Regions from separate parts of the Mus musculus genome. Here regions 1 and 2 are each linked to region 3. Evidence: chromatin loops called from intact Hi-C (ENCODE). Cell type or tissue: left cerebral cortex. All regions are shown on one strand.

Region 1 (8,000 bases), 720 kb before region 3:
ATATCAGGAGAGTTCTGCAAACATTTTTGACTCTTTGTTCTGTGTTGTTCTTGTTATTGTGAGACTGATTCTTACTATCATAGCCCAGGTTAGCAGATGTGTTCTGCCACACCCAGCTTCGTCTCTGAAAAGCTTGAGTGTGGCCGTGGTGTGTGAAACAAGAAATCTTACTTCAAAAGACTCAGACAGTAGAGGAAAACGCAGACTGTTGCGTGCCTGTAGCTTTTATGTTTAGGTGTTGAATATTTTCAAATCAATAGAATGGAAAAGCGATTAATTAGACTTTATAAGGATGAAGACTGGGTTTTTGTTGTTGTTGTTTTTGGAGACAGGGTTTCTCTGTAAAGCCACGGCTGTCCTGGAACTCACTTTGTAGACCACTTTGTAGACCAGCCTGGCCTCGAACTCAGAAACCCGCCTGCCTCTGCCTCCCAAGTGCTGGGATTAAAGGCATGGGCCATCATGCCCAGTGAAGTCTGGGTTTAAATTATGGGAGTGAATTGCAGGTGTCCTTTGCAAGACCTTAATAATTCCTGAATAGCTGGGAAATAATATTTGATAAATATCTGAAGATTCTTTTGTTGGGTTGCTGGTGTCTAAGGTGCTCTGTCTAGACCACAAATAGCTAGCTGTACCAACTGAGTGCTAATTCACCCAGGCCATGTGGTGATAGTTGCTACTGTCAGGTGCAGCCAGGAGAGGTGTGAAAGCTCCATGGAAAGGGAGGAGTAGGAGACAAGGTGAGTTAGGCCAAATCCAGAGCCGTTCCGCTGCCCCAAGGCCTCTGCTTCCCCATTTCAACTGCCTGTCTGGCCATCACTGCCCCTCAGCCACCGTTGGCCTTGTGGCTGACTCTTGAGTGTGCCTCGGGGTTTTATTAACACTTGTTCTTCTGCCTCCACCTCCCCTCATCTCAGGCCTGCCTGCCTTTCTCAGAAAGGCCTTTCTGGACACATTAGCCAGTCTCTCTCTTTTTAGTTACTTTCTGGTTAATTTACCTTGCTTGTTCATTCATGTTTTCTTTCCTTGCTTGCTTTTGGCTGCAATTAACCTGTTCACCTTTTTTTATATTAAAAAGAATATTCTCTCTTGTCCCTCTCATAACCCCTCCATCCCTCTGTTGAGAAGCTAACTTGTAGGACTCAGTTTTCTCTCTCTACCACTCGGACCCCTGGGATACGACTCCGGTTGTCAGCCTTGGCACCGGTACTTTTGCCTACTGAGCCATTTCACTGGCCCTTCTCCAAATTTTGAAAAAGATTCCTTTATGTGTATGAGCATCTTGTCACAGGGATGCGTGGGTACCAAGAGGGTGCTGGGTGTCACAGAGGTAGAGGAGGTTGTTCAATTCCTTAGGACTGGAGTCACCACTGGGAGCTAAGAACTGAACCTGGGTCCCTTTAAGAACAGCAAATGCTCTTAGCCACTGAAGCATCCCTACATGCGGCCCCCGCCCTCTCCCCCCCCCGCCCCCCCCGCCCCCCCCCCCCGTTTCTTTTCTTTCATCAGGGTAGTGTGAGGATAAGTACATGTGTCGTGAGGTCAGTCCTGCTCAGGTTATACCACAGAGAAGTTGGACCTGCACTGCACTCGCTGTTGGTGCAAATGTGTCATGGCACAGTCAATTGGAAACGTTTGGCAGTTCCTTAAAATCGTAAACAGAATCACCACATGTTCCTCAGAAGGGAAAACCTCTGCCTCCGTTACAACTTGATGTAAATGTTTACAGCGCTTTCCCTCCTAACAAGCTGGAAAAGGCCCAAGGATGGGCCAGAGTCTACTGTGTGTCTGTGTAGTGGGACACTAGCTGGAGGTGAGGCAGGCATGGAGATCCAGGCCACAGAATCAACTCTTGAGTTTCAAGCATCTTATGCTTAGTGGGAGAAAGCAGGTGATAAAGACTATGTTGTTCAGCCCTGTGTGGTGTGGTGACACGCGCCTGTAATCCTAGCACTTGGGAGTTAGACGCAGGAGGGTCTCTGAGTTCTAGGCCAGTTGGTCTGCATAGAGAGGAGTACTATAGGACAGTCAAATTCTGTCTCAAAAACAGCAGTTTTTGTTTTTTATTCCATTTATGTAAAATGCCCACAACAGGCAATTTTATAAAGAAAGCTTGCTTTGAAGTAGAGAAGAGATGGCGGGTACCTGCTAATGTAGCTATGTTTAGGTGCCTGAGAGACTATAAAATAAGATTTTAGTTGATTTACAACTCTGTAAATATACAGAAAAGCATGGCATGGCATACTTTATTTCTTAAGTTGTGTTACATGCTTGCAAAAACTATGAAAAAGGATTGAAGTCAAGCCTATGGAATGTTTTATCTCTGAATATGCTTGCCATTTAGATTTTACCTATCTTAGAATAACGGGGGGATGTTTGAGGAGTAAAGGTATGAATCCTAGATTGTTCTAACAGTGCAGCTCATCCTCACCAAGTCCACAGGTACAGTGTACAGTGTACAGAGAAAGGCCCACTCTAAACCCAAGCACTTAAAGCTCTCTGTTTTCACATCTGGGTCTGTGTGAGCGATGGCACAGGCCCCTTGTGGGAAGCAGACTTTGAGAAGGGCACTGGAGATACAGCCGGGCTCTCGTGATTCAGAGCCGGTGCGAGACAAGGCTTTCAGAGGAAGCAGGCAGGCAGGAGCAGGAGCACTTTAACAGCTGTAGCACATTCTGCCTGAAGCGTGGGAGAGTAGGATAGGAGTGGGAAACAAGGTTGCAAGAGTAGATTAGGGTCAGTGGGGAACAATGTCGGAGCTCTGGCAAGTTCTGCTGCTTCTTTTCCCTGGCCTCTAGGGTTTTTCTAGTAGCCTATCTTTGTACCTGTGGGTTTTGCACCGGCCCTGACCTATCAGCAGTGTGACTCTGGGCTGGGGACTTTGACTTTTTCCTTTCTGTCACCAGACGCGGAGCAGGGCATCTGCGGGTGGTCAGGAAGCATCTGAGGCCAGGTTACAAAGTCTGTTGAGAAGAGTTCATGCTGGGAGGCGGCTTGATTCTTGGCAACTTGGAGAAGTTCTGGAATTTGGAGCTAAAGGAGTTTGCCTAGCTAGGAAAGTGGATTTCTGGTAACGTGAGCTAATGAGGTGAATTTGATAGCACTGCGCAGGTCAGCTGGAGAGCGAGCCTGAGGATCCCTTCCACACCTTGCCTTGCCGGTTTCTACTGTCACTTTCCCTGGACCAAAGTCGGTGCCTGCCTTGAGGAGCCAGCTTCCCTGCTTGCTTCTGGGCTCTCCCATGGTGGCTGCAGCTTAACAGAAGGATCGGGTTCACAGGCTTGCCCGAAGGAAATCTTTGAGACGTCAGAAAGTAAACACCCTCAGGACAGTGGGGAAATGAAGCGTGGGTTCGGGTTTTGGACAGACAGGCAGGTTTCACTCATACTGTGGATCACGTCGTTTTTGCACATCCTAAGGTGGGTTTGCTTTTTGCACACTTCACATTTGCTCCAGGAGCCAAGACTCTGACACTGCCACCCTGTGGACACGTGATTCAGCACTTCAGGAATTAAAGGGAAACCTCCTTCGTTTGAAATTAACCGTGTTAGAACTGGCTGTGGCTCTTCTACCTTGGTGTGTGTGGTCAAGCTTATTAGATAACAAGCTTAAAGCTTATCATCTGAGGCTTCTACATAAAGAGAATGAAAATACAGTAGCTTTAAAAAAGCTCTGAAGGCCAGGCGCGCTGCCACACACACGCCTTTAACCTTAGCATTCAGAAGGCAGGGCCAGGTGGATTTCTGAGTGAGGCCAATCTGCTGTGCACAGCCAGCCAAAGAAAGGCACACTGAGAGACCCTGACTTGAAATAACAAAGGCAAAACCCTAGAAATCCAAGCATACTGTTCAGATAGTAAATTTCTTTGCCCCAAAAAACTTAGTGAGTTTTTTTTTTTATTTTTTATTTTTTAATTAATGTTATTGGGTATACCTGTTGTTTTTGTATTCGAGACAGACAGGTTCTGTCTAGCCCAGGCCAGCCGGGAGCTGCTCTGTAGCCCTGGACGTCCTTGGGTTTGAAGTTGTTCTTCTGCCTAGTCTCCTGATAGGAGACTTTAGGAAAGAGCTCCATGTTGCTCACACTTTGTTTCTTTAAAAGTCACTGTGGTATGTGAGGCCTATCTAAAATAGTGTTGTTTTTTTTTTAAACGTGTACTGATTTCCTTTTCTTGTTTTGAGATAGGGTCTCACTATGTAGTTCAGATACTGAGTTTTTTCAAGTACTATTTTATAATAGATGTGGAATTGCCCTCCAGGCCCCCTCCCCCCTAAATGAATGTGGCTTCTTATATTTTATTGTATGGGTAAAAATTCTTCCATGTTGGATGCCCTTAATGGTACTTACATAAAGAAGTGAATATTATATGCTATTTATTTAAAATAACAGTCTGCTTTAAAATTGACTTAAAATGAATGGGGACTGGGAAGGACTCACTTGCCTTCTGTGGCTCGGGAAATGGCCCAGGCCCGGAGTGTACAAAATAACTTTCCCAGCAGATGAGTTGTTTACAGCCCACGATGTCGTAAATGGCTAAATGGCGTATGCGCTTGAATTCCCAGAGGTGTCGGCCTGGGTGGGGTGGAGGCACTTAGTGTTGAGATTGTGTAAAGGCTGAGTGGGCTGGAGTGATGGCGCAGGCCAGGGAGCCTTAAGTGTTCTGAAATCCACATGGAGGAAGCTAGCTGACGTTCTTGAATCCTCATCCTTCCCATAAGGCACCTGGCACCTACCTTAGGGACATGACCCTTTGTTACTGGGGTAACTGCAAATCTAAGTGTTAATGATTTTTGATACTTGAGTATTTCTGAGTTGTTTTCTCTAAGGTGTGGCACGGTGAACATGGTAACAGACTTTAAATGCTTCGCTTGATTTAACTTTCCACGGCAAATATGTAGGATTGTGGGTAATATCTCACAGTTACTTCTTGCTAGGTATATGGTTTACATTTTACAATCAATAAATAGCTTTTGCTTTCAAGTGAGGTGGACAGTCTTTTTAAACTGTGAAGCATCTGGGTGCTTGTGGCAATAGGTGAATCACGTGAGCTGTGCTGGAGGCCACGGTGGAAAACAGACAGGCCTGTGCAGTGAGACCCTTCGCTGCCATCCAGAAGGCAGAGGCCAGTGCTTCCGGAGGTCTGACGGGTCTATTGTCATACCTAGTTTAAATAATTATCTTGAGGGGTGCGGGAAGCATGTGCAGATCAGAGGACACTTACGGAGTTGGCACCTTTTCCTGTGAGTGCCAAGGGTCAATAATATTAGAGAGACGTTTATGTCTCCTGCCCTTTTTTAATGACTATTCTTTTAAAAATTGTAAGCACACTAAGCATGAGTGTTCAGTCGCTGTTGGCCTCCACACCAGGCTACTCTTGGTGTCGGCGTTTGACCACAAGGCGCTTGCTATAGTGGGGAACCCTTTACTTTCATACTGGACTTTTTCATCCATGCAAAGAATGAAAGGCTTTTCCCTTTGAAAAGTAATTCTAGCTTAGATGGGTTGGAATTTTTTGTAAGGCAGTAACTATTTAATAAAGCTTGTATATGAATTTTAATGTTTTTGAATGTAAACTACTCCCGACTAAGGAAACAACAGTTATTTATTTATGTACACTATCACTGTCTTCGGATGCACCAAAAGAGGCGGTTGGATCCCATTACAGCCGGTTGCTGGGAGTTGAACTCAGGACCTCTGGAAGAGTGAGCAGAAAGTGCTCTTAACCCCTGAGCCATCTCACTAGCCCGAAACACCTTTTATTCTCATTTCATTTTTATTTTATGTTGTGAACGTGTGTGTTCTTGTGCATGCCACAGTGTGTATGTGTGGGTCAGAGGACAACTTTTGGAAGTCAGTTCTCTCTTTCCATACTCAGGTCCTGAGGCTTGGTGACAAGTCCTCTGCAAGTCCCTGACATCTCACAGGACTTGAGTAAATTATCTTCAATTTAAAATGTTTTTGCTCTCTTGGTTCCTCAGATACTTTTTAGCTGAGTGACTTTTGAATTTAAAAAGTCTTTTAAAATTGTCTTAAATTTTTTATACTTTAATCTTTTGTTTAAAAAAAATCTCTTCAGGATTTGCAATCTGGAGGCCAGGAAAATTTTAATAACAGGATATGTTCATTTATTGTTCTGTGAAGCTATTTGTATTCTATTTCTGGATTTAATCAAAGATTTTTTTTTTACCTTTCAAGGCTACAGTGTTTTGTTTTGTTTTGTTTTTTTCTTGTCAGCTTTCCCAACGTTTGTTTATCACTGATACCTCCGTGCCAAGGGGTACAGCTCACTCTGCTGACCAGGAAGGATGGCCTTGCTACTCTATCCAGTGTGTAGTTACCAGAGCTGAGGTGGCTGGGAAGGGTCGGATAGGCAGGTGCTGACTGCAGGCTAAGCTCTGGTTGTTAGGGGAAGGGCCCTTCTGTGGAGGGTGCTGGGTGAGGCAGAATCCTGGCTTAATTGAGAACTCCACACTCCTGGGTTCCCTTTTATAATTCATAGAAACCATATTGTCCTTTAAAATTCCTCATTGATACACTATTTCTTTGCATTATCAATACCTACTAGAAATGTTTTTAGTTTATCAAGCACGTTTTAAAGTGTTTAACCCTAAAGTTATAGAGAAAAGGCACATTAAGTTTATATAAAAGGTAATTAACCAATGCTCACCTTCCAAGATGGCTACTATAGCAGCTGTTGGCATGGTGAAATTGCGAGCCTTATGTATTGTTGTAAAGAATGTAAAATGATTCCCTCCAAAGTGGATTATCTCATAAAGGTGTTTATATTTCTGTATTTATGGCAACACCAGTGTAATTAATCCAACTATCAATTCATGAGTGATTAAAGTAAAGTGAAGTGTGTAGAATATTATTTAGCCCTAAGGAATTCTGACACATACTATGACATAGCATGGAGGAACCGTGAAGACTGTACTGAGTGAGACAACTAGTCACAAACAATCCTGCCGAGGAATCTCACTCACTTCTGGGTATCTAGAGCAGGAGGTCATGGAGAGAATACTTGGTGTTTGCCCGAGAAAGTGAGGGCTTGTGTCATGGGCATAGAGTTTAAGTTTGGAAAGATGGCTGGAAAGAATTCATAGGTGGCATAACAATGTGAGTGTGTTAATTTTTACAGAACCACATACTTAGAACCATGGTTGAGATGGTAAGTTGACTCTTTATATATATTTTAATTTTTTTATATATATTTTGGCACAATTACATTTTTTAATTTTTCTTTTTTATGTGTATGAACATTTTACTTGCACGTCTGTGTGCATGCCCTGTGCGTGCTGGTGCCCGCAGAGGGGAGAGGAGGCAACGGCGGATCCCTTGGAACTGCAGTCCAGATGTTGGTAACTGCCTGTGAGTGCTGGGAACTGAACCTGGGTCCTCTGCAGGAGCAAGTGCTCATAACCACTGAACCATCCCTCCAGCCCCGCTCCCAATGAACAGGTTTTTTGTTTGTTTGTTTTTTTGTTTTTGTTTTTTGGTTGGTTTTTTTGTTTGTTTGTTTGTTTTGTTTTTTCGAGACAGGGTTTCTCTGTACAGCCCTGGCTGTCCTGGAACTCACTTTGTAGACCAGGCTGGCCTTGAACTCAGAAATCTGCATGCCTCTGCCTCCCAAGTGCTGGGATTAAAGGCGTGCGCCGCCACCGCAAATGAACAGTTTTAAAATAGAAAATTTGATTTTGTATTTTGGTGTTCTTTCAGAAAAACAACCCCTAACTTACCCCTCTGATCTTACTTCAACAAAGAAGAGTTATTGACACCAGGTGAACGAGGCTCTCTCACCAGCAAGGAAGCAGTTGGGGCAGAGGACTCCACCCGGTGTTTTGTGATGTGAGCTTCTGACACTTTTCTACCTGGAGATAGCACCAGAACTCAAGTTTAAGGTTCCCCAAGGTAGCTTCACAAGACACCAATCCAAAACCCTATGCTGTTATATTTGGTTTTCTGGTTGGCAAGCTACTCATCAAAGCTCTTACAACTCCTTC
Region 2 (8,000 bases), 300 kb before region 3:
GTCCTCTGTAATTACAAATTTTTGTTAAGTGTTTTCTTAGACAATTTCATACAGGTATATAATGTCTCCTCTTATCCCATCTCAGTCCTGCCTCTGATCTACCCTCCAGTCTACCTCTTCCCCACTTCCCTATAAGTGCACAATCCTCTAGTATTTTTCTTTTTTATGTGACCCACTGAGTTTAACCAGGATCATCTGTGCGACCATGGGTTCAGAACTGTTCATTGGAGCCTTGTAGGCTTCTCTGTGACAGTAACTACCTCTCTCCCACAATCCACGAGGTCTGGGGAGCATGTCACCAACCGAACTACCTCCTAAGCGCCCCCCCCCGCTAGCTTATTAATTAATTTGAACAAATGTCCAGTTTATAACGAATTTGAACAAATATATAGCTTTTGAACATTTCTAGCAACTGGACTTTCTACGTTTTTATAACACTGCTCTATTGAGATGTCATCGCTTTATAGCCAACTAGAGAGCCTTTCACCTCTGCTTGTCATTGCCAGTGTCAAAGTACTGAAAAGCAGATCTTCTCCCTGTGACCACCTGTCCACCCAAATCTAGCGCAGTCACCCTTGGTCCCATCTAGGTCTTGGCCACCTGCTCACCCCCTGTACATCTAAGGTATATACCCCTTGCTCCTGGCCACATAGCTTGGTCGTGTTCCCTGGTTCTCTTTTCATTCTTTTGTGAAGCTTCTGCAATACTTTTGTTGTTTTATGGTGATAATGGGGCATGCAGTTCTTTCCTGCTGCTAGGGTACCATTGTCTTGACTCATTGTCTGTTTCTCTCTGGAAGCCTCGTGCTTCCCTGGGCTCTGCTTGTCAATAGGCATATGATGTCTTCTCTTGGGCACAACAGCATCTATTGTGTCATTCTTCTCTGTATCTTCCCTCTCCCTAACCAGACAGATTTTTTTCCCCAGTCTCCAGGGAAACGTGTGCTCTTGAATTTCACACAAACATTTAACCTCTGCCCAAGGTCTTTTTGAGTTTTATAAGAACATCAAAATTTTGGAATATAATACTGGAGCCTCACCTCTATTTTTTTTTTCTCTCTCTCCTTTCTGCCCGTTTCATCTGCCCCCTAATGTGATGAGTATTGACTTGTCGAGCTGCTTGAATTGGGAGTGGTGACTAAGTGAAAAAAAAGCAAGCTACCCAGTGCAAAACAGAAAATCAATGAATAATTCCAAATATTATCCTGTCACACAGGGATAATAACATCCTTCCCGAAGCTTGTTGTAGAGTTCAGATTGAATGTGAAATGCTTGTACTGAGATGCTCAAAGAATAGCTAGGTAACGGGGACCCATGCTGTCTCTGTGTCCCCTGTGGTTCTCAGGGTCCCTTTTTCTCAGCTTTAGCCTCTTTTTGTCTTCTTTTGTCACCATTCTTTGCTGGCTCATTTGTTTATGTCAGACACCAGGGAATCACTGTGAAGCTCTGTCGTTTACCTCCTTCAAAAAAAAAAATCGCTTCTCTAAGTTTGTTTTTAGAGAAGTCACTTCACTCAGTTTGTCTTCTCCCTCCCACTCCTTCCCCTTTTGTCTCTCTCTCTCTCTCTCTCTCTCTCTCTCTCTCTCACACACACATACACACATACACACACACACATACACATACACACACACACATACACACACACACACATACACACACATACACACACATACACACACACATACACACACACACACATACACACACATACACACACACACATACACACACACACATACACACACACACATACACACACACACACACATATATACACACACACACATATACACACACACACATACATACACACACACACACACACACACACACACACACACACACACACACACACAGAGCTTCCCATGATTTGGTAAGAATGAAATGCCAGCCAGAAGGTGTAGTCTATGAGGCCCTGACTCTCTCAGTCTCTCTAGTCCTACCTGGTACAGGTAGATGGTTTCCAGAGCTGGTTGCCGTCCTGTCCACCGCTCATTGATATGGCAAAAGTTTACCTGCTTTTGCCAGATCCTCGGGTTGACCTTTGACATAACCGCTTTCTGTATGACGTGGCCTCCATGTTTAAGGCAGGAGAAGGAACAGCCTCAGAGCTCTTCACATTAGGTTTCTCTTCCCTGTTCCTTTGTTTCCTCTCCCTTTCTCACAGCAGAGGTAACTCTGCATCCTCTCTGCCTGCTTTCTTCTTCCCTTGTCCCTCTGTCCTCTCAATACCCAAGGCTGCTTGAAAAACACAGGACATTAATTTAGTGAACTTAGAATTTCAGATAGACAGCAAACAAGCAGTAGTGTAGGTGTATCTCAAGTCCTGCATGAAGGGTATACTTCTGGTAGAGCATTTACTCAACTTATCTCGGGCTCAAATGTACCTGCATGCTCTCTCTCTCTCTCTCTCTCTCTCTCTCTCTCTCTCTCTCTCTCTCTCTCTCTCCTTCTCTTTCTCCATGTATACATGCATGTGCACATGTGTGTGTGTCCCTGTGTGTCTCTGTGTGTGTGTCTGTGTGTCTCTCTGTGTCTGTGTCTATGTATGTCTGTGTGTGTATTTAAAGTGACAACCCTACCCCTGCTTCTATTCCCCTTTCTCCTTCTCCTTTTCTACTGGGTACTTTCATTTAGCTTGATCTGCTCTGATCACTTCTGCCCCAAAACCTGAACAGACATGAATCATTCCCTTGATTCTGGCCTCTTTCAAGCCAGTACCTGCCCTACCTGCTATTCCAACTTTCTTACTTGCCTTCATCACTTAGGTTTTATAACATGACTTCCACTTTGAAAACTCAGTTTCCTTAAGAAACATCACAAGTGTTCCCCACATTCCATCTCCAGCCATCTTCATATCTAGTTAGGCTTTTTCATTAGTGTCCTGCAGACATTTTCCCCAGCGTTCCATATTCCCTAATGTCCAACAGTTAACTTTAATTGCCCTCTTGCAATTTATTCCTCTTTCTTCTCTAATTGCTTTAATTTAAATGCATCTGCATAGACCTAGTTGCTCAGCCAAGAGCCCATAGGACCACATTCAACTCTTTCTCCTCCTCCCCACCCTCCAGTGTTGCTGGTAATAGCTTCTATGTCGATTGACAGTAGCACAAATGTCTACCTGCCTGGAACGGACATGTCTTGGGGCTGTCTTCTTTATCTCCCCATCATCATATTAGATTGGGCTTCTATCACTTTGAGCTTGGATTAGAACCATTATTGGGTCAAAGGTGATACATCATTTTCCGTGTGTTTGATATGTATGCCAAATAAGCCTCAGTGAGTTTTGCCAAACTACCTTCCTGTCAGCAAGGGATAATATTGTTAATTTCATGTGAGCCTTTGCCAAGACTAAGTACTGTCTTTAAGAACAACCTTGGAGATCTGTTAGGTAAAAATATCATCTTGACGTTTTTATTGCACTGCTAATAAAGACTTTTTAAAGCTTTCAGATCATTTAGAAACTCAAAGCTGGATTGAAACTTTCGACTTCAAATCTTTCATTCTAGACCCCTTAGCATGAATAAGGTGCTCCCCAAATAGCTTCCCAAATGTTGCTTCTCTGTCCCCACTGAGTGAAAGAGTACAGAAGGAGCACTGGGTGGTAATTCCCTTGAGATTGGGACCTGTGTCCTTCTCCCGCTGTGTGGTCTATCCCAAGCCCATAGTAGATGCTCAGTGCATACAAGGATGGTGCATCGAAATGAGCTGAATGGGAATTAAGGCTTTGTCAGAGGGAATAACAAAGGCGTATCAAGAAAAGAAATCACCTACGGATGACTGATGGTGTGCCAGAGTCATCCCAGGGCCCAAGGTTCAGAAGTGACTGTCTTCCATGATGCTTCCCATATGTATAAGATGTGCTAGAAAAGTAGATTATTTAGGACAATTAAAAATGCACACATGGTCGTCATATGTGCCAATTTTGCCCAGACCCAATTTAACAGCTCCCAGTATCACCTACACAGGGTGTCTCTTGGCATCATCCCTGCGGCACCCTCTAGTGGCCACTGGATATTGCACATCTGTCAAAGAAAGCTTTTCATCTTGAAATCCCCAAACATGCAAATCCTACAATATCACAAAGCATTAACTCTGTTCGTCTGCTTTTCCCTGGGCAAGACGCTTATTCCCTATATGTCTCTTCAAGGTCTCAATCCATTGTGGAGGAGGCTTGACAGAAGCCCAAAATCCTCCTCTTTTTTCTTAGGGCACAGAGACTTAATTGCATATCAGGTTTCAGCAACAACCTACATTCCATAGGGAGACCTGTGAATTCTGTTCTGATAAGGACCCTGAGTTCTGTGGATGGTTTAGAGTCTGTGTGATAAGACTACCAATTGGCATCATGTTACATGTCTGCATTAACTGCAGGAGAGGGGTACACACAGACATTCAAAATGGTGGGGTTGTAGCGCGCGGTTGTGACTCTAGGAAAAGAAAGAACACACTCCACACTCCCGTAAGCAGGATCTTTGTCTTCTGAGTCTGCTCCCATTTTTAGGTTGACTGACTCTCATGGTTCAGGCTCATTTTTCTTGAGGGGGAAAAAAAAGCAACACCCTGAAATATTGAGAGAGTCTTTCCCTAAACTCCAAGTCTCTCTGCAGCACAGCCCATGTTCAGACTGTCAGTCTGATGCCCAGGTTGTCATTTTCTTCCTGCTGCTCCCCTCCCTAGAGCCTGGTGGAGTCTCCTTGAGGCAGCTGAAGGAGTGACAGGTAGATATGCTGCAGAGGTGGGCTGTTTAAGGCAGTCACATGAGGTGTGGAAAATGTGATTTATAGGTTTTTTTTCTCCCCCCAGGGGAAAATAGATTTCATTATTTTCCACCTCAGGTAAGGGGTAAACCTCTGGGCTTGACCTTGGAAGGTTGTTCAGCTATAACAGTGTGGCTGAAATGCTGATATAGACTAAAACCTCATTAAATCAATATTGGTTATCCAAAATCATGCTTGATTGGATGCAACTGCTTTTCCTCAGCTGCCTGATGTCCCACTCTTTATTGGGCAAAAATATGAGATGCTCTAAAGTGAGTTAAGCTGTTGAGATTTTCTGGTCCTTAGAGCTTCAAATTAATAAGGTTTTATTATTTTGCAAATTGAAGACAGTTCTAAAACACCAAGTCCAATATTGATTATAATCTACTACTGTCACATGTATGTTTATTAATAAAAGAGTCCTGTCTGTTCCAGTAAAAAAGTCATGCATTTTCTCTTCCTGTTTATGCAGGTGTATAGGGCTTATTGGAATAAATAAACTTATTGGTCCCTAGGCAAATGGAACCTATGTAAATAAACAACCAATGGCTAATTATCCATGGCAACGGGCAACTGGGACAGCACATTGATGTGCTCCACTATCAATCTTCAAACCTTCCTTTAGCCAGAGAGAGGCCAGCATGCAGGAACTGGGAAGAGATAGAAAATCCAAATTCATACTGGACCATGTCATCCTCCATCTTTGCCCCCCAAACCAGTGGTTAGAGAGAATCGTACCTGTCATTTGGATTTTCAGTGAAGGGTTTCAAAGTGCCTCAGATGGGATTATGTAGATAGTTAGACCTGGGGTGCATGCGTAAGTAAATAAACAGCAGGTGCTAGTTGGCACAAAGACCTCAGAATATTCTGATGGTGCCCAAGAGGGTGCAGATTGCCAGGAAGTTGGGCATATTGGGGTCTCCCGGTGGGGGCAGTTCTTCATATTGCTATGCTTATGGTTCATCAACTAAAGCATTGACAGGGTGAATTGAGGTAGGCCTCAGATTAAATATCTCTTCCATGTCACTGTCACCTTTTTCATCTTTTCTTTGCTCTTCTGGAGGTCAGGAAAGCACCCATTGATTATGTCTTTTACAAGTCTCTTTTCCCCTAAATCCTTCCAAATATTCAGATCTCCTCCCTGGAGAATGGGAATTCACCCAAGTGATATTAGGGTAAAGCTCCCAAGAGTACAGATTTGAAATGGTAGCAGGGAAGGCTGAGACATAGAGTACAGAACTCAAGGTTGAAAGCAATCTAAGAGGTGCCCGCCCGGGCAGGGAGAGTTGCAGGAAAATGAATGACTAAGAAATTCATGATCCAAGATGGCTGGGTTGCAGGAGCGATTGAGGACACTTAGCAAATTGAAGACATTTCTCTTTTATTCACCCCTTGGCTTCATTTATTTTTCCCAGCAATTGTTTTCCCAGGACTGCAATGAAATGAACCTCACTCATGATTTGTCTAGTCATAATTAGAGTCTTCCTTTTTCTCGTTAGACAGTAATGTCAATAATGACTGCAAACATGTTCTCTCCTTTTAAAAAGGCAGAAGGCCAGCATCATTGTATCTGTGAGTTGATGTCAGATTTATAATGCAGAGATGCAAGCTTCACACGCCATATGCGTGCCAAATTTCCATCAAGACTTTGGAAGGCTTAAACTGTGCATTAAGAAGGGATCCTGTTTTGTTTCTGATGAGTTTTTTTTCGTCCTATTAAATAAAGAGGACAGAAAGGCCAGACCTCTTTGCCTATCAAGACTCATTTCAGGGCAGGCAAGTAGAAGGAAGACATTCAGAGAAGAGGAGGGATATTAATGGATGTTGAGAGGAAGATCCGGGGGCAGGGTAGAGTCTGGATAGGATTATGAGAGAGGGAAGTGGATGTGAATGGAAAAAGGGTGGAGATCAAGGTGCAGGGCAAGGTGATCTCTGTGTGTCTTTGTGTATGCATGTGTGTATATGTGTATGTATGTGTTTTTGCACATGTGCATGTGTGTGTGCATGTACATGTGTATGTGCACAAGTGTGTTGTGTGTGTGCATAAGTGTGTTGTGTGTGCACATGTGTATGTGCATGTATATGTGTATGTGTGTATGTGTGTGCGCATGTGCGATATGTATGTACACAAGTTTGTTGTGTTTGTGTGTGTGCATGTATGTATGTGTGAATATATGTGTCTCTGTGTGTGCATGTGTATGTGCATGTATATGTGTATGTGTGTATGTGTGTGTGCATGTGCGATATGTATGTACACAAGTTTGTTGTGTTTGTGTGTGTGCATGTATGTATGTGTGAATACATGTGTCTCTGTGTGTGCATGTGTGTATGTCTCTGTTTGAGTGTGTGCATATGTGTGTATGTGTGTGTGCGCGTGTGCTCGCACCTGTGTGTGCATGTGTGTGTGTATGTGCATTTGAGCGTATGCATGCTTCCATGCAGTATACTTGTCTGGAGGACAAATGAAGAGTACTTGGAAGGAGCTGACACAACAGAGGGAAAGTGAAGTTGATTGACTTGCTTTGGCTGTTTCTCCTCACCTGGGCTCACACTCAGACATGCTAGAAAGGATGGTTTAAAAATAGCGTGATGTTATCACATGTGGTTGAGCATATTGCCCTTGAGGGAGTGTTTTCCTGGGCCCAATTGGTAGGATCCCAGCCATTTTGCACTTTGGAAGAGGTAATTTACTTCACACAGTGAGCACTTGGCTCCCTGGGAGAAGAGTTTGTCCTTTCTGCCTCACGACAGAATGGGGTCTGGTATTCCCAGCCTTGTTGGTGGGAATTACAATCCCATAAACCAAGGCTGAGAGAGAATGGATGAGCTTTGATATTACGTGGGTGAGAAAAAGGCAGCCGGTCTTTCTAAGCCAGACCACTCCTGCGTGACAATTCAAGCATGTTTTTAGAAAAAAGAAAAAAGAAAAAAAGAAGCAGCTACCTCAAAGCTAGAGATGGGGCAGACATTTCTGTCTTCAGGCTTAGTGATGATGGTTATTTAGACACTTAATTTTCTAGTGTTTACTCCAAAGTGCAAATGTCCCAGCTCACCCCCTCCTCCCCCCAGGCTCAGAGAAAATAGGCTTGGAGTTTGATGAGCTGCCTGCTGCTGGATGCTCTGTGTTGCATCAAGGTTCCTCCTTACTGGACTCAACAGTTGCATTTTTCACCTATGAAAGAATTGCTATCAGAAAAGCAGACAGCGGATAATTGTATTTTGTGAATTGACGGTGAAG
Region 3 (8,000 bases):
ATCAGGAATAGTTGCTTCAATGTGCTCCATACCACCCCAGCCTTTCTTTTAGCCCACTGATTTCACCCTTAGGAAATCACCTCCAAGTATGGTATGGTGGTCCTACCATACCATATTGGGCTCAGTCATTCTCTGGGTATCCTTAATTGGGACAATGCTTCTACTTGCGTCAGACAGCGAAGTTAAGAGAACAGAACCTTCTAGTTTTACTAAGCAGAGGTCATGTGGACATTCTGTTATTACTCCAGAATGATGAGAACAGAAGCCTGTCTGTCATGCTCTTCTTTCATGAATTAGCTTGGAGAAGAGATAGGCAGTCTCAGATTTGGATGTTGATTCAGCAAAAACTATTAATGTCTGATATTTCTTGCTAAGTGTTAAACTTCACCCAAGAAGCCAGTTTTATTATAGCTGGCTGGGCCAATATTATTTAGTAAGTTGTACTTATTATAGAGGTCTCATATTATACTCATTTCCAGATATCAACCTTATGAATCCTAAGCCGGTTTTGTAGTTTTGAGTTCACATGATGGTAGGTGCTATTGCATAGAAATAGCATGCTGTTATGAAACGTTCACTCATATTTCACAAATATTAATGAGTACCTTTCCTATGGAAGTCATTGAGCTAGTCTCTGTGTGATACATTTGATAAGGTCATAGTTCATACTCTGATTCATAATAGGAGTAAGATATATGCTTTTCAATTAATAAATCATAGCATAATGTACAAGTGCCTACAATGAAGGACAAGGTTGTTTCAAGATCTCACAGTGTGACTGAACTTTTTGTTCTCATCTTCCTTTTCTCCAGATTCCATGGAATCTGTTAGGCTAGGCATTCTGTGCAGATATCACTGAGGATTTCTGTCTTTGGCCATTTACCTAGTGAGCATCAGAAGAAGGCTTGGGAATCCTACTGGGGAACGGATGCAGCTTTCCTTAGAAAATTGAAATCCCAAAGATACATGATTCTCCCGTAAGCCTGTAGAATAATTTGTCTGTTTCATTTCCCCATGCCTAGGGCTTGTTTGCCATGACATCCCGCTGATTCCTTCACTGTAATGCTCCTTAAATTCCCACCTGATACATCTTGCTACTCATCGTTCAAGCCATTAACATCTCATACCTAGGTCCAAGGCATCTTAACTGACTTTGCTCTTGCTTTCAGTCTCTATTTAGTTTGTCTTGGCAGGAAGTTTTGGGGCAGAAAGAAGTTTAGGCCACACAAATACCACCTGCATAATTCACCTGAAAGATGTCTCCGCTGAGATAGTCATGGAGCTGGATCTTGGCTCACAACTTTAAATATTGTCTGATCATCATTTGGGATTTCATCAGTATTCTGAGAAGTCAATCATAGACATCAGTTGTCTAGAAACATGGCAGCAAACTCTTTCACCAGACCTCAGTGCTTTCTCATTGCTGCCTTATATCCACTGACATTTAAAATTCACCATTAGGTTCTTCTCTTCTAGATCCCACATTCACACTTGTCCAGTGTACTACTTTCCTTGAGCCACACTTTCCAACCAACTGACCTATCCAATCCTTCTACAAAGGCTGTGTCTGCATCTTTTTCAACTTCCATCTAGGTTAACTCCATGCCTGGCAATTCCAGTTGACTATAGTCTTTTCTGCTTGGTTCTCATTTGGACTTGACACAACTGTGCCGTTTGGCACTTGTGGTATCTCTAAACTCTGATGCCAAAGTTAGTGTTTTTTTTTCCCATGAGGCTGTGCAGTTTATTGTATCACACATGTAATTGAATAGCTGTAGATAAAGGCTCTGGAAATGGTTGCTCTCTTTGGCGTGGATACACACATGCTTTATGCAGAGCAGAACTAGAGGACCAGGTTACAAGAAAAACAGAAACCAATTAAAGTAAGCACAAGGGGGCATTCCTTCTCAGTCTTTGTTGTTTTATTTTCTTCTTGCTTTTCTCATTGCAGAAAAGGTCCCTTCTCGGCCCAGTGAACATCCAACGCTTGATTCTTTAGACAAGAGATTCAAACCTGAAGTCAGCTTCCCCAGCTCGCTTGGATTTGAGGCATAGATGAACCAAAACAGTAAAAGGAGTTTTTTATTGACTTAATTTCCTTCATGCAGAGATATTAATAAAGTCAGCAGTGTATAATTGCCAGTTTTATGTAGCAGCTGAAGATCACATGCTTTTGATAAAATCTTTATTAACATGATGAAAAATGTTGTTTTTATGTGACTATTTCATAATTTAAGTGCTCATTTTATGCTAAGGGTGGCTTGTGATTAGTGTTGATATTCTCTAGTGGTTGTCTGTGATTTTTCTTAGGGTAAAGTACGTAAATGGTTGATAAAATGTCATTTGTTTCTATACTATGTGTTTAGATGTTATTTTGGGTGACTTTGGGATGAAGTGTTTTCCCTAAGTGATTTTTTTCCCCAGAACATCATCAATTTGCTTATACCTTTTCGTATAAATAACTACACAGCCATGATTTGATAAGAAGTTATCTATGCAGTGGGGTAGGTAGCATGAATATGAGCTATTGTGCCTTCTTGTGAGGTAATGCAAGGCACTTTCTTTATTTGGGAGGCTCCTTCTGCTAAATGCTTACTTTAGTTTTTTTCAAGGTATGATTTTTCAAAAAGGTTTATCTTGGAAAGCTGAAAGGTTGATTTGTTTCTTTCAATCAGGTTTAATAGCTTCAACTTTTAGAACTTACTGCTCAAAGACAGCAACAAAGACAGAACTGATTTTTGCCCCTTCGGCTCTGGAGTGTTTTTTCAGTTGAGAAATGAAAATGTGTCTCAGGATAGGACACTATGTGCTTTGTTCTAAATGGCACTGAAACTGTCCCTGGCCTACACAGGTATTGGTGCAGAGTCCTGCAAAGCTGATGCAGACTTTAACACATGTGTGGGAATTTCCTGTGGCCTAAGTTTTTCCAAATGTATGTTACTAATTTTATGTAACAGGAATGAAGAATTACGAAAATAGCAAGGTGGTACTAGAAATTAGAAAGCTAACTTTTTTTTAAATGTGTTTCCAATGAAAATTACCTTAGTGTACCTACAATGTATTCTGTGTATAATGGGAGATATTGGTATTTATGTGCTCAGCAAAATAAAACCTGTATTATTAAAATTACCGAAGGATAAATTGCATGTTATAGATGTGACTACTTGACATATTGGTGACCAACAGTATGTTTGGTGTTTTGGGTTTAGGAGTAAATGTATAGGTTGTTCATCAAATTCTCCTGCTTTAAAACCAGGCTGCTGCTTCATGTCTACCTCTTCTGACTGCAATATTACCCTTGACCATGCTGTTGGTTTTGCTTTATATTTTACTCCAGCAGAAATCAAAATGTATTTTATAGACCTATACTTTGGCAATATGCTAGGAAAGAGAACACAAGCAACTTAAAGCAAATTTCTGCCACAGTGCTTTTAATATTAACAGAGATTTTCATCTAACAGCACCAACAGAATAGAACATGAGAATATCACAGCTCAGGGCTGTAAACACAGCTTCCTGATGTCTTAGTCCCTAGGGAGAACAGAGCACACAGTTTTTATATTATTCAGCTTGTCATTCTATTGGCATAGAACTGATTTTCTTTTTTGCCTCAGAAAATGCCTCTTTTCCAAATCTCCAGCTGCCCTTCATTCATAAAGCAGCATTTTAATAAGGTAGTTGTTTACTACAAAACAATGATAATACTAATAACGAATCCCTAACAGCAAAGCATATTCCTTTCCAGCGACGGCCTCGTTGATGCCAAACAGCTGGAGGAAAGATGGGCGAAAACGCAATCAGGCATTTAAACACCATTGCTGGATGTTTCCAAACATAAACATCCAGATGTATAGCGTTGTGGAAGTAATAGGTTTGATTACTTGCCTTTTGCATACTTCATCTGGATCTTTTGATGCTATGTGGATGAAATCTTAAGAGTATTCTTCATTTTTCTGTATCCTAAATGGCTTTTCTGAACATGCATGGTAACACCAATGCTGAGAACTGATAGAGACTGAGCCTGGCAGAGGTTGTGTGAGAGAAAGAAGGGAAAGGATTTCGAACGTGGTTAAATGGGTCCCTCTCCTGGCTAATGCATGTGGCAGCAAGGACTTGAGAGTCCACTGAAGCACTTTCAGTTTTCAGCTGATAAATATATAAGAATAAAGATCCTGAGGGGAAGGTCAAGATTGCCCTATTCTCTCTGAGACCCAGAGCCCAAATAACCAGGGGCTTTCTGTGGTATTTAGTTCTAACAAAGGCAACTCTTTTGTATACCATTGAAAATACTTGCTCAAGAAGAATCTGCAGTCACCGGTACTGAGGTATAGCTGTTTGTTTTTCCAAAGGTTGCCTCATCAGGCAAGATTAAAAGTCTCAAAAAGATCAAATGAGTGTTTTTTGTTTTTTTGTTTGTTTGTTTGTTTTGTCCTGAAACTTCAGACTACCCTTCCCAAACCAACTCAAGTCTCTTGTGGTCTTTCTCTGATACCAGTTATTGGTAATTAGCATGAAAAGTCATTGCCAAAATATGTCACTAAGCATGGACACCTAAAGATTTAATGATCTCATCAGAGGTGGCCTGGTCTCAGAATCACATTCTCATGTCCTAGTGCAAAAATAAATGCCAATGCCTATCCAAGACTGAAAGGAAAAAAAAAATTAGTCATTTTTTTCTGACACGTCCTTGAAGAAATCAATTCTACAGATCACGGAGGAGCCAAGAAAAGCTTGTGCATATGAGTAACTCAGTCTGCTCAGTGAGTCAAGATGACTAGTTAAAAGAGCACTCTGCCGTGATGATGTCTCCTAGGCACGAAGAACAATGCCATCATTAACGCGTGGGACTGTTTAGCATTTAGAGCGCTTCACACATAAAGAAACTTAACACGAGACTATTTATTATCCTTTAGACAGATGGTTTAATGTGTCTTTAGCCTTCAGCCAACCAGGCCACCCGTGGTTTTCTTTAGCCAGGGGCTTTTAAAAAATAATTGGGAGGCAACAATTTTCTAACAAGACTGACTGCAGTATACTTCCTTAAATCTCTTTTTTACCCTTAAGTATCCCTTGCAGTTGTTCAAGGCTGACAAACTTCTCTGACATTGATTCCTCACATATAAGTAATTACTGACATAAAAGAGGATGGAGGGGTATAGATTGTTTTGTTTTGTTTTGTTTTCATTAGTGGTTCCTTCGCAATAGAAAGACTATTCAGATATGATTACTCTGGAAGATCGTTCTCTTCTGATTAGACATTGCCTCACTCTAGAGAAGTCGTTATTACAGGAGTCTCCAAAACAAGAAATGCCATTCCAACATGGACGATAACGGGGTGGGAAGTTGTACATTGTAATATACTTATCTTAAGTGGTAAAAGCCAGGGGTAGCTATGCCTCCAAGGAAGAGAGTTCCTTAGTAGAGAGTAAACAGCTCGTGGATTCCATAGTATTATGATCAATGCGCGAAATGCACACATTACAAAAGCAAATCAGATGTACCGGTATGTGAAAACTTATAAAGAGATTTTAATGACTCCTGTACAACAACCTTGGGCATTGTTCATTTCTCCAGGTCTTTATGTGACTCAAAGACCCAGAGATGCAGAGGACTGGCCCAAGAAGGTATCCACTTTTCTACTTTTCCTCTATACTCCCTCCTACCTACTCAGTGGAGTTCTACAGAGGTAAAGACTGGGGTGAGGAAAGTGATTATGTCAGCAGAGCATTTAGTGTGCTTAGCAGGGCAAGTGTCTTCTGGGCTTTGAAAGGACGAGAAGTCTGAGCACAGAATCTAGGATTTTTTTTTTTTTTTTTTTTTTTTTTTTTGGAGCAAAATTGTGTGTGTGTGCGCGCTGTTTGTTTGAGTTTTGAATTTTTCCACTGCAAGGAGTTAGACTTGTATTTGTGTTGGTTCTGTGACTTGAGCTTTGAGTTTTGCATCAAAATTGTTGATTTTCTCCTGGGAGGAGGAGGAGGAAGATCCTGGCACAGCCATTGGCGATCTAGAGGACCATGTTCAGCTTGATCTCAGCACAGAACATCCAGTCAGTCCCACCTGGTGAAGCAGTTCAACTCTCTGCTCTAGGTATGAAAGGACAGAGGGTGGGTGACTGGGACACAGACCTGAACCTGGAGTGTCTGTGCAGTCAGGCCCCATAATGTACACTGGCCTTCCATGTAATGAGCTCTTATACAAGGAGGGGTAAGGAATGTAAACGACCCTTCCACTGACATTCTCTGGGCTCAAAATCTGATGGAGAGAACTCTGTAGGCACAAGCATACCCTTCTAGGTGCCTATGATGAGGGTGTGGGTGCTAATGAGCCACAGAACATGTGCCTAGCCAAGCATCACAGTCCCTTCTGCATGGAGCTGTAGAGGCACAAGGACACACCCATTGTCAATCTGGTTCAGCTACATGAGCTGGAACTGCCTAGCCAGGCTGCCGACAGCCTGGAGTTGGCAGTCCAGGTCAGAGGTTGCTAGCTTCCTTCTTCTACCTCAGCCCCCTGATTGTTTGTGCTAGATGACAATGACCACAGCCCAGTCCTTATCAGGGTACCTTGACTGAAGTGGAATTGACTGATCATGCACCAGAGTCATCGCTGCCGCTAGATCCGGGTGATGATAAATTCTGACGAGGATTCCAGGAACAAAGGTGATCACCCTTGTTGCACACATCCCGCTCGAAGTCTGCCATACTTTCTGGCTCTCCCTGTGCTCTGGCAGCCCCATCTTCAAGCACCAGTCTATCTACAAGCCTGGACATGGGCCCTGGATTGACACCCACAAGGTCATCGTGAACATGCTGCTTGTCAGTGCTCTTGAAGTGATTATCATTTTCTCCGACATCCCCCAAGTGTCCCCGAAGAGGTGATCGACCTTGTTAGAAAGGCCCAGGACACTGGAAGTCTGAGTTACCTTGCTGTCTTGAAGGGTGGAGCATTTTCCAACTTGTTGGAGCTGGTCAGCACCTCGGACAGAGACCTGGGCATCAACAGGCTCGAGAACAGTGCCCTCTAGTCTCAAGACCAATTCAAGCTGCAGCCAGCCAGTGTCACCTAGTGGTAGCACAGTGCCATTGGCCAGTGAGAGCCTCTGAGGATTATCTGACATTGGTGGAGGAGAGCTGTGGGGTTCCGGACTATGCTACTGGACAAAATGACAAAGCATAAGGTGTCAGTGTGAAAGAATAACCCTTCCGACATCTCTCTGGCCCCACTAGTCACCCAAGACTTGATTCTGAGCCTCTGTGGCCAGGTCACCTTCTGGCAGCTGAAAGCTGAGGCTGGCCACAGCAAGGTCTTGTGCTCCCTCTCCCATCCCCCAGCAAGGTCAACTTTTGTTTATTCTGCGCTGCTACACTGCTATTCTGCTATAAATGCCAGTGGATCAGGCGCCACCTGGTGGGAAAGTTGTGTTGGTCTCAGCTGTGCAGAAGCAATAAGAAGAACTGGGTGATAGGGCACAGGTTTGGAAGTAGAGAGGCAACTGGATTCCTTATTAGTGGTTGGATGCTTTGGCTAATGGCCGAAGCTTTCTGCTAGTGGCCATCTCAGTGTAACGTGTTTTACACAAAGGAATGAGTGCAGCCCAAACCAACAGCAAGCAAGAGGTACCTGAAGTCTCAGAGATTTTAGGAGCTGATTCTGAGGGCCTCAATTCAAACTCTTATGAAATCGTGGCCTCTTTTATTTTGTCAGAATTCTAGGAAAAGTGACATTACATGATATTCTAGTGTGGGGACAGTGAACAGCTTTTATGCCCCTTTCTTCTGGACGGACTGGGTCCCACCTACCATTGGGGAGAACACTCAGCTCTCTACTAGATGTCACAAACATTTAATCAATTTTCATGCCAGGAGGCCTTACACCAATTCAGTGCCTGGCCGTTTGGGACTTCAAATGTCTAATAGGTAGGTGTTGAGGGAGATCTCTTCAGACGATGACAGGAAGCCCAAGGGTAACGTTGATGGGAGTCGATGTCTGCCTTTGCTGCT

The links. Peaks named below come from ENCODE experiments on the same cell type or tissue, not always from the same donor. Only the 100,000 strongest peaks of a DNase experiment are listed, where the experiment ranks them.
Region 1: it touches region 3 in a loop (4-fold over the local background); 2 of 42 quality-filtered maps call a loop at or near these places.
Region 2: a loop joins it to region 3, with 3.0 times the contacts of the local background. A loop is called at or near these places in 7 of 42 quality-filtered maps.

What each region holds. Positions count from the first base shown.
Region 1 is chr14:79,484,138-79,492,137 of GRCm38, forward strand. All of the region lies in intron 1 of Elf1 (E74-like factor 1), which reads left to right. It also overlaps the pseudogene Gm9243. Among named protein-coding and RNA genes, the nearest start is that of n-TEttc4, 6.5 kb to the left of the region's middle. In left cerebral cortex, a CTCF peak has its summit at 3,488 (motif pointing left); DNase peaks (open chromatin) are centred at 2,664 and 3,388; H3K4me3 peaks cover 879 bases; H3K27ac peaks cover 1,238 bases.
Region 2 is chr14:79,908,824-79,916,823 of GRCm38, forward strand. All of the region lies in intron 1 of Gm6999 (a long non-coding RNA gene), which reads left to right. Among named protein-coding and RNA genes, the nearest start is that of Gm6999, 22 kb to the left of the region's middle. In left cerebral cortex, a CTCF peak has its summit at 4,004 (motif pointing left); a DNase peak (open chromatin) is centred at 4,017.
Region 3 is chr14:80,209,054-80,217,053 of GRCm38, forward strand. It overlaps the pseudogene Gm17923. Among named protein-coding and RNA genes, the nearest start is that of Gm31776, 32 kb to the right of the region's middle. In left cerebral cortex, CTCF peaks have their summits at 4,087 (motif pointing left), 7,097 (motif pointing left) and 7,396 (motif pointing left); DNase peaks (open chromatin) are centred at 4,056, 4,757, 7,064 and 7,394; H3K27ac peaks cover 237 bases.